Regions from separate parts of the Homo sapiens genome. Here region 2 is linked to region 1. Evidence: read pairs that join two places in POLR2A ChIA-PET (ENCODE). Cell type or tissue: MCF 10A. All regions are shown on one strand. Each heading gives the region's core, and the rest is flanking DNA. Links, peaks and the distances in the headings are about the cores only. Region 1 has its middle 15 kb from the start of GPR78. Region 2 overlaps ACOX3 (acyl-CoA oxidase 3, pristanoyl).

The links. Peaks named below come from ENCODE experiments on the same cell type or tissue, not always from the same donor. Only the 100,000 strongest peaks of a DNase experiment are listed, where the experiment ranks them.
Region 2: POLR2A ChIA-PET joins it to region 1 with 5 read pairs; 2 of 35 experiments call an interaction of 5 or more read pairs at or near these places.

Annotation. Positions count from the first base shown.
Region 1 is chr4:8,563,095-8,568,470 of GRCh38, reverse strand. No RefSeq gene overlaps it. Among named protein-coding and RNA genes, the nearest start is that of GPR78, 15 kb to the left of the region's middle. In MCF 10A, for the core only: no CTCF peak of the experiment used is centred there; no DNase peak of the experiment used is centred there.
Region 2 is chr4:8,416,725-8,422,100 of GRCh38, reverse strand. The region is part of intron 1 of ACOX3 (acyl-CoA oxidase 3, pristanoyl); the gene reads left to right. Among named protein-coding and RNA genes, the nearest start is that of ACOX3, 21 kb to the left of the region's middle. RefSeq lists an enhancer at 2,557-2,606. In MCF 10A, for the core only: no CTCF peak of the experiment used is centred there; a DNase peak (open chromatin) is centred at 2,460.

The sequences.
Region 1 (5,376 bases), core at 377-5,376:
ACCAAATTCCAACCTGACTCTCGCCTAGCATCACGAGAAATAGCAGGCCCTGGAAGAAACTGAAGTATTTTACCACAAAGTACATTCCTTTGACATACTTTGAAATGGCCCTAAAAAGCTGTCTCTGGTGGAGAAAATCTGCATCCTGCAGAGAATCCCCTTCCTTCCCAGATCTTTTCCCTGATCCAGGAGAGAATTAGCTAACAGTCTGGCACCTTTTCATGTCTGATCAGAGCTCTGGAGCCTGCTACCTGGAGGCTTCATCTGCACCATAAAAACACCTTGGTCTCCACAATCCCTTAGCTTAACACAGACACTCCTTTCTATTGATTCTAGATCTTTAAGTCATAATCCTAACTGTTTAAACCAATTGCCAATCAGAAAATCTCTGAATCCATCTAGGATCTGGAAGCCCCCACTTCCAGTGCTCCTGCCTTTCCAGACTGAACCAATGTATACCTTCTATGTACTGACTGACATCTGCCTGTAACTTCAGTTTCCCCTGTGAAAGGAAATTAAATCTGGGGACCCCCAAGTTCACTTAGCTAAAAGGAAGAGTCAAGCTGGGAACTGGGTCACGCAAACCTGCCTCCATCTTTTGGTTCCTGAATCAGATGGCTACAGGATGAAAAGCTACCAGCCTCCCCCATATTTTGCCCACAAGTAAATTCCTAGTGAGCTGTTAAAACTTCATGATGGCAATGCAAATTGATAGCTTATCTTTACGGGTGTAGTCACACTGGCCCCCCCACCCCACCGCCAGACCAAATGCATGTCTGATTGCTCCCCTACCCCATTTTGTCGGTGTTCTCTTATGTAAAATGCAGGTTCCCCACATTTTTCCTTCGCCCCTTTTTTAATGTGAAAACTGAGCTTCTCAATATCCCACCCTTTCTCCTTTAAATTTGGAGCCCTCAAAATCATCTTCAGAGAAAGGCGTAGACCTGTCTCCCAGGCAGATCCTTAATGTTGGCAAATAAATCTCCTAAAATGATTGAAACTTGTCTCGTCATTTTCTTCGATTGACACCCTAAAATGCATAAAATCAGACTGTAACCCAGTCACTTCGGGCACTTGTTCTCGGTGCCTCCTGGGGCTGTGCCAGGGGGTCATGATCCTCACATTTGGTTCACAATAAATCTCTTTAAATATTTTAGAGTTTGACTCTTCGTCGACATGCTATTTTTAGCTTTCTCTCCCATTTGAGAAGGTCTGAGATAATCTCTCCCCTTCAACTTTTTTCTCAACTCCTCTCACTTTTTTACTCGGATTCTAACTATTGTTGTGATCTGATGCTAAAGATGTTTTATCTTAAAGGTCTAAAGGGAATTTTCTTTTTTTTTTTTTTTTTTTTTTTTTGAGACAAAGTCTCACTGTTACCAGGCTGGAGTGCAGTGGGGTGATCTTGGCTCACTGCAACCTCCAATACCCTGATTTAAGCGATTCTCCTGCCTCAGCCTCCCAAGTAGCTGGGATTACAGGCATGCGCCATCACGCCCAGCTAATTTTTGTATTGTTAGTAGAGACGGGTTTCACCATGTTGGCCAGGATGGTCTCGATCTCCTGACCTTGTGATCCAATCCGTCCTCCTCAGCCTCCCGAAGTGCTGGGATTACAGGTGTGAGCCACAGTGCCCGGCCCTAAAGGGTATTTTCTTCTACTATAACATTCTGTACTCTTTGCTGTTCCTGTCTAAATCATTCTATGAAACCCAACACCTTCTCTTATGAACCAGGAGACACTCTTCCTGTGTCTAATTAATTCAAGTACCGTTTTCAGTTTTGACTTGCAAGGCCAACTAACTGGATTTCCCATAGGGAAAAAAATCACACTGCAGAAGGTGGGGTTTTTGTTTTGGCTTCTGGTAACTGGCCTAACAAACATATTTTATGTTTTGGGGTTTGTTTCTCTGTCGCCCAGGCTGGAGTGCAGTGCTGCAATCATGACCCACTGCAACCTCCACCTCCCAGGTTCAAATGATCCTCCCACCTCAGCCTCCCAAGTAGCTGGCATGACAGGCACATGCCACAACACCCAGCTAATTTTTGTATTTTTTGTAGATGTGGGGTTTTGACATATTGGCCAGGCTGGTCTCAAACTCCTGGGCTCAAGTGATCTGCCCGCCTTGGCTTCCCAAAGCGCTGGGATTACAGGCATGAGCTACCGCACCTGGCCATATTTCATGTTTTATTGAAATAATTCCTATGTCATCATTATTAAGTTTTTTATTTGCTTACTAAAACTGAGATTTAAAAAAAAATTATTATGTCCATGTAACTTTCTGTATTGCTTATTTATTTTGAGACAGAGTTTCACTCTTGTTGCCCAGGCTGGAGTGCAATGGCCAATCCTGGCTCACTGCAACTTCCACCTCCCGGGTTCAAGCAATTCTGCTGCCTCAGCTTCCCACGTAGCTGGGATTGCAGACACGTGCCACCACACCTGGCTAATTTTGTATTTTTAGTAGAGATGGGGTTTCACTATGCTGGTCAGGCCGGTCTTGAACTCCTGACCTCAGGTGATCCACCCACCTCGGCCTCCCAAAATGCTGGGATTACAGGCATGAGCCACCAAGCCTGGCCTTGTATTGCTTTTAAAGTCCTCGTGCTGTTAAGTTACAAGGATTTGATGGCTGGGTCCAAAAGGACACCAAGACCGCTAAACCTTAAACACTGACAGCAGTTAAAGTCTCATCTTCAGACCCAGGAGAAGATGATAATCAAAATAAGCTGCATTTATGAGAAGCAGGGCCAGAAATTAAAACCATTCAACCTCTCAAGGCCAAGGGACTATCATGGAAGAGGTGGACGCGTGAGATTGTAAAGACAAATTTTGAGAGATAAAGTTTAGTTCAGAGTTTCTCTACAAATTAAACATTAACATCAAACGCACACTGATATAAGACCAGTATCTGGGCCTCTGTGTCAGATTAACAAGGTTTCTGGGAGCATTAACCCACTCTTTAATAATAATAATAATAATAATAATAATAATTGTATAAATACTGGGGATTAGTTTTTTAAAATAAATTTAAAAAGTAAAAAAATTATAAAAGATTATAAAAAGGTTTATGGAAGGCCAGGTGCGGTGGCTCACGCCTGTAATCCCAGCACTCTGGGAGGCTGAGGCAGGTGGATCACGAGGTCAGGAGATCAAGACCACAGTAAAACCCCGTCTCTACTAAAAATACAAAAAATTAGCTGGGCATGGTGGCGGGCGCCTGTAGTCCCAGCTACTTGGGAGGCTGAGGCAGAATGGCGTGAACCTGGGAGGTGGAGCTTGCAGTGAGCTGAGATCGCGCCACTGCACTCCAGCCTGGATGACAGAGCAAGACTCCATCTCAAAAAAAAAAAGGTTTATAGAAACTGTATCTTATGGTGAAAATAAATAAAACATTTGTTTATTTGATTAAATTTGGCAGGATAAGTGATATATTCATATAGAGGTAAAATTTGTCTTTCTCTCTTCTGAAACAGATTTCTGTTCAACTATCCTTTGAGAAAACTAAACAAACAAACAAACAAACAAAGGAGAGGGCGTGGGGGGACCAGGAGAGAAAGAGAGAGACAAATTTAATTGACTTCATGCTGTCTTCATGAGGTTGTATTGTTTGGGAAAGTAAGCCTCCTCTCAAAGAGTAAAAGTTTTTGCCTTTTTAAAAAAAAAAAAAAAAGTTTGAGTCAGCACTATATCTAAATAAATGAATGATACAATGACCTGTGACCCTGTTTTGTGATATCAAGAGTTTTAAACCTTTGCTGTTTGACAAGCTTTCCAGAATTAAATGATTAATTCAGTCTTTTTGACCTCATTAATTATTTTGATATTAGGTCCTGAAGTTCAAAAGAAACATATTCAGCTGATTTGGTATGTTAAAATCACACAGGAAGCATTGTTGAATATGAAATGGTATTTAACTTTCTTTGGATTATATATATATATATGTGTGTGTGTGTGTTATTAGTATGTGTTCCTAAATTGTACCAGATTCCTGTGATTCTGGTATATCTCAATATATGTTATCAGTAGCAATTATGATTATTACGTTAAATTGTTGTATGCCACAGAAATAACCAAATTTCCTTGTCAATTATGTCTTTAACTACGGCTGTTCTAACACTTTTGACATCCACAATTGTTTCACTTTAATCCTTTCAATAGCATGGTTTATAATCAGCTATAGAATTCTGAGAAGTACTCTGATAACTTTAAAGATTGTGCCATTGGAATAAAGATAAAAACTTCCAGGGTTCTCATAAAGAGCTGATGTATTCGTGAGGTTTCCTGACCCAATACCAAGCAGAACAGGAGTTAATTGCATGGACTGAACTAACAGTAGATTGAAATAATCTTTTTTTTTTTGAAATGGAGTCTCACTCTTTTGCCCAGGCTGGAGGGCAGTGGTGTGGTCTTGGCTCACTGCAACCTCTGCCTCCCAGGTTCAAGCAGTTCCGCCTCAGCCTCTCGAGTAGCTGAGATTACAGGCGTGTGTCACCACACACCCAGCTAATTTTTGTATTTTTAGTAGAGACAGGGTTTCACTATGTTGGCCAGGCTTGTCTTGAACTCCTGACCTTATGATCTGCCTGCCTCAGCCTCCCAAAGTGCTGGAATTACAGGCATGAGCCACCATGCCTGGCCTGAAATAATCTTTTATTTATTTATTTTTTACACTAAATATCGCTCTGTCACCCAGGCATGAGTTCAGTGGCACAGTGGCTCACTGCAACCTCCTGGGTTCAAGTGATTCTTCTGCCTCAGCCTCGCAAGTAGCTGGGATTAAAGGCACCTGCTACCACACCCAGCTAATTTTTTTTTTTTTTTTTTGTATTCTTAGTAGAGATGGGGTTTCACCACGTTGGTCAGGCTGTTCTGGAACTCTCAACCTCAGGTGATCCACCTGCCTCGGCCTCTCAAAGTGCTTGGATTACAGATGTGAGCCACTGTGCCTGGCCTGAAATAATCTTTTATGACTCTTTAAAACATTTGATTATTTTTGTTTTGTTTTTCTTCTTTTAAGATATTTACACTCTTAAACAATTAAGGTAAATTTTTATGAGCAAAATTTAAAACCTAATTCCTTTCTCTCTACTTAATTTCTCCGAAATTTGAAAACTATCTGTCGGTATTCTTAATCTATGGCAATATAGTTATTTACATAGGTTCAACCAGAATTTGTTCTATCTTATAGCAGGACACAATTGGAGACACTGGGTATTTTACCAAGGCTTTGCTTAGAATGACATCTTCAGATTGCCTTGAGAAAATGAAGCTGACCTATAGAGCCAATAAAAGCCCCTTGAAAAACTGGCCTCATACCTTGTCCTTTACAGGGTTCTGACCTGTGGCGGGTGAGAATGTCACTTTCTGACAGGC
Region 2 (5,376 bases), core at 1-5,000, 150 kb after region 1:
TGGGAACACAGCGGAAGAATGTTCGCTCGTTGCCCCCATTTGCCTCTATAGGAATATGCGCCTCCCTTTAATTTACTCAATTCGCTTTCTTCCTGATCTATTCTGTTGTCGTAGACACAGTTCCAGTTGTTAAAGTACTGGGTCATCAATTCTAAGGCCCTGGCCAAGGAGTCTAGGCTTAGAGATTGTATTGCAGTGGGGGAGGTAAGCTGGGTAGAAATTGGGGGAGGAGAGCATCTTACACAATGGGAGAGCAATCCTCCTAGCCATTTACAAACTTGGGGCCCTGGCAAGGGTGGTAGGTCCCACATAACTTCCCATGTCGAGAGCTGTATATCTAAATTGGGAGGGACACCAGGGACAAGACTCCCTGGGTTCATACCCTAGGTGCTTAAGGACACAGCGTAGAGCTTCCTTAGATCCCTTTGGAGATACAACTTGCTCTAATACTTGGGAGAGGAAGTGAGTCTGAAGCATTAGTACCTAGGAGGCAGGGATCAGAGGAAGTAGATTCAGAGGTAAGGAGAATTTTGGGGCTACACTTTCAAGAAAGTCATGGTTAGGACCCAGGAGGTATGGGCCAGAAGGAGAGATAGGGGTGCACGCATGGGCAACTGTTGAGTAGAGACTTCTGGCTGCGCCATGATCTTGACCGGCCAATGCCGGGAATTTGGGACGACAGCTTTCTGCCTCTAGTCAGCCCTCTGCTTCCCCAAGAAAACTGTAAAAGTGGAAGCTGGTTCCAGGCAGACCAATGCTCCCAACCCAAAAGGGTTGGGGATTGTTAGAAAGCCTTTTCCCAGAAAGCCTCACACCTGAGTCTTAAGTCCGGTGGCCACATTAATCATTTTTAACCAGCCAACAGGTGCCCAGTATTTTCCTCCAATTCTAAGGAAGGGTAGGACAGAATAGCAAGTGAAAGTGGTTCAATATTACTCACCGCTTTGGAGAATCCCCATACGAGCCCAGCAAATGTTACCGATGAGTGTTTGCTCCCAGAGCTCCCAAGATGGTGGTGGGCCGCTTCCAAAATGGCAGCAAACCTCTTGCTCTCTGACCTGGGGTTCTTGGCCTCACGGATTCCAAGGAATGGAACCTTGGGCCATGCGGTGAGTGTTATAGCTCTATTAGAAGCCGTGGGTCATGGAAGAGAACTGTGGAACCCAGGGACTAGTGTTCAGCTCAATTAGGACGAACCCAGGCACTTAGCCATGCAGGAACAATGGTGAGCCTCTAGCCCGATTGGGAGCAGCAATGGGTGCCTCACTGGATCAGAAGCTCAGTGGACACCCTGCTGGATCCGGAGGGGTGGAAGTCAGTGGTGGGTCTGCGATGGCGATGATCAGCAGTGGTGGACAGCAAGTGATAGCTCAGCTCGAGCTGGAACAAACATGGACCAGAAGAGTGTGCAGTTGCAAGATTTAATAGAGTGAAAACAGAGCTCCCATTCAACGGGGGGGTACCCAAAGGGCGTTGCCTGATCTGGCTCGAATGCCTGGGTTTATATCCTGATCATTGTGCCTCCCCCTGTGCTCTCAGGGGATAGGTGATTTAATTATTTCTTTACCTCCTGTTTTTAGCCTAATTGGTATTTTAGTGAGCTCTCTTTACTACCTGATTGGTCTGGTGTGAGCTGAGTTACAAGCCCCATGTTTAAAGGTGGGTGTGGTCACCTTCCCCAGCTAGGCTTAGGAATTCTTAGTCAGCCTTGGAAATCCAGCTAGTCCTGTCTCTCAGCATCACTGTATTATCACCCCCAAGGTGCACAGATCTTAGGAAGGTCACCCAGCTAGAAAGCTGTAACATTGAGATTTGAACCCAGACAGTCTGGCTTCACAATCCTTATCTCTAACAGTTGTACCATAATGCAGTAAGGTTGGTGACTTCAAGTGGCATGGGCCCATAGGTACTTGTTAGGATCTGGGGATTTGGAGCCAGCTGTGCTTGATAATAGTTGTATGACCATGGTCAATGTCTCTAAGAAGCTCCAGTTTCCTCACCTGGAAAAGGAGACTACTGATAGTACTTGGGCTTGGTGGGCACAGTTGAGGTCTATGTAGCTGCTTAACACAGTCACCTGCACACAGCACCAGCTCAGTAACTGGAGGTTGTTATGAGGGTTTTATCAGGCTGGAGAGAAATGAGAAGATTCCGTAAGGTGTTAGAGATGCACTGTGGACTTGGTAATGTACTGAGGTTATGGCGCATGGAGAGGGGAATTCCAACATGACACTGGGGTTTGTAATTCCAGTAATCCTTGGGTGACTGGCAGTGTGGAACTGGGGTGCAGGAGGCGAAGCTGGGTCAGGGCTGAGAGGCTGAATTCAGTGTTGAACACTCAGTATGGGCATCTCCAGAACATGAGAGGTGGGGAATTGCCGTTGACTGCCAAATGAGCTCACGAGTCTGGAGGTGTGAATCGGGGAGCCTTGCACACATTGAGGACGTGATGTTTTCGGTTCTCTTGCGTACATACCTCAGAGTGGAATTGCTGAGTCATGTGGTCACTCCATGTTTAATCACTTGTGGAACTGCCACACTGTTCTCCAGAATGGCTGGGTCACTTTACATTTTCACTGGAAGGGCATGAGAGTCTGATTTCTCCACATCCTCTCAATACTTGTGATTATTTTTCTGTTTCTTTTTTCTTTTTTTCTTTTTTTTTTTGAGACAGAGTTTCACTCTGTCACCCAGGCTGGAGTGCAGTGGCGCAATCTAGGCTACTGCAATCTCTGCCTCCCGGGTTTAAGTAATTCTCTGCCTCAGCCTCCCAAGTAGCTGGGACTATAGGCACCTGCCACCATGCCCGGCTAATTTTTTTGTATTTTTAGTAGAGATGAGGTTTCACCATGTTGGCCAGGCTGGTCTTGAATTCCTGACCTCATGATCCACCTGTCTGGGCCTCCCAAAGTGCTGGGATTACAGGCATGAGCCACTGCGCCTGGCCTATTTATCTGGTTCTTTAAGAGATAAGGTCTTGCTGTATCACCCAGGCTGGTCTCAAACTCCTGGGCTCAAGCTGTCCTCCTGCCTTAGCCTCCCCAGAGTAGCTGGGACCACAGGCACGTGCCACTATAGCCGGCATTTAGTATTTTAGTATCTTTTTGCTCATTGCCATCCTAGTGGATGTGAAGTGGTCTCTCATTGGGTTTTTGGTTTGCATTTTCCTGGTGGCTAATGATGTTGACCATATTTTTCTGTGTTTTTGTTGTTGTTGTTGTTTGTTTGTTTTGTTTTCTTTGAGACCGAGTTTCATTCTTGTTGCCCAGGCTAGAGTGCAATGGCACAATCTCAGCTCACTGCAGCCTCTGCCTCCCGGTTCAACCGATTCTCCTGCCTCAGCCTCCTGAGCATCTGGGATTACAAGCATGCGCCACCATGCCCAGCTAATTTTTGTATTTTCAGTAGCGATGGGGTTTCACCGTGTTGGCCAGGCTGGTCTCAAACTCCTGACCTCAGGTGATCCGCCCGTCTCGGCCTCCCAAAGGGATTACAGGTGTGAGCGTGCCTGGCCTTTCCTGTATTTTTTGGCCATTTGTCTGTCTTTGGAGAAATGTCTATTTGAACCCTTTGCCCATTTTTTAATTGGTTTTTTGTCATTTTATTATTGAGTCTTAAGAATTTTTTTTTTTTTTTTTTTTTGAGATGGAGTCTCGCTCTGTCACCCAGGCTGGAATGCAGTGGTGCAATCTTGGTTCACTGCAACTTCTGTCTCCCAGGTTCAAGCGATTCTCCTGCCTCAGCCTCCTGAGTAGCTGGGATTACAGCCATGTGCCACCATGCCTGGCACATATAATCTTTTTTATATGTTGCTGGATTCAGTTTATAAAATTTCATTCAGGATTTTTGCATCTGTATTACAAGAGATGTTTATTTCTAGTTCTCTTGTGATGTCTTTGTCTGGTTTTGGTGTCAAAGTAATACTGGCCTCATAGAATGAGTTGGGAAGTATTATCTTCTCTTCTGTTTTTGGGAAGAGCTTGAATAATTGATCTTCTTTAAATGTTTGGCAGAATTCACAATGGAACCCCTGGTTTTTCTTCGTGGACAGTTTATTGATTGCTAATTCAATCTCTTCAGTCATTATAGATCTGTTCAGATTTTCAGTTTTTCATAAGGCAGTTTTGTTAGCTGTGTCTTCCCAGGAATATGACCACTTCATATCATTTGTTGGCATACCATGGTTCACAATATTCCCTTATAATCCTTTTTATTTCTTTAGGGTCAGTGGTGATGTCCCGTCTTTGATTCCTGATGAGGAATTTGTGTTTTCTCCTTTTTATTTGGCCAGTCTAGCTGAAAGTTTGCCAATTGTGTCAGTCTTTGCAAGGAACCAACTTGATCGTTTATTGATTTTTCTCTATTTTTCTGTTCTCTGTTTCATTCACAGTTGCTCTATCTTTTATTATTTTCTTCCTTCTGCTTTAAGAAGGAAGGAAATAATTTAAGTTTACTTTGTGTTTCTTTTCCAGTGTCTTAAGGTGGTACTTGAAAGGCATGACTCTGAGGTTAGACATTGCTGGGCTTGGAGCCCTTCTCCCCACTTCTCAGCGGAGGGGGTTTGGGAAACACAGCCTCTCTGAGCTTCCGTTTCTCCATCTTTCATGGGGGGCAGTAGTACTTGGCTCACAGCTGTTGGAGGGTGAAATAAGATAAGACTATAGAAGGCAGGATTCCTGCCGCCGCCCACCAACAGGTGCTCAGACCTGCGGCTCCCACCTCCCTGCACAGAGGGGAGTCAGCATCCTGAGCGGCCAGACTCAGGCTCCAGCACCGCAGGCTGTTTCAGCTCAAAGGACTCAAAAGTTCCTCTTTCCTCTAGGCCTTAAACAGTGAAGGTGGGCGGCCCACGCCCAGGACTCAGACAGACTTGGGTTCACCAGCCATTCCCTTCAATGCCTTCATCAGCCAAGCCACTTGGAAAAGGACCCAGTCTATCCAGAAAATTCCAGAATGGTTATTTGGTCAAGAGAGCTGAGTTTTGGGAGGCCTGCTGTGTTAGCGGGAAGCCAGGTGTCTATATGTCGAGGAGAAGCCAGTGCAGAAGCCTGTGATCAGAGGTTCTGTGCTGGAGGCCCTGTGTCCAGGTGGACCGGCGGTGGGTGGAGACGTGAGGTACCATTGTGTGTGGCCAGAGTGGACCAGCTGGCACTGGCTGGATTCCAGAGGGAATGCTTCCTGACCCTGGGTTTAGTGAGCCTTGGGGATGAGTCTGGATGTCCGGGGTGCTCCCAAGAGGGCAGGGTACTCTCAGGCAAGGCTGTGTGACAGAAAACAAGACTCTGACAAACCCTCTGCCCTGTGTGCCTGGTGACCCCCAGGCTGTGCCTGGCTCTCTTCTGTGTCCTTGGCATCTGTGTTCAGGAGTGGACGAGG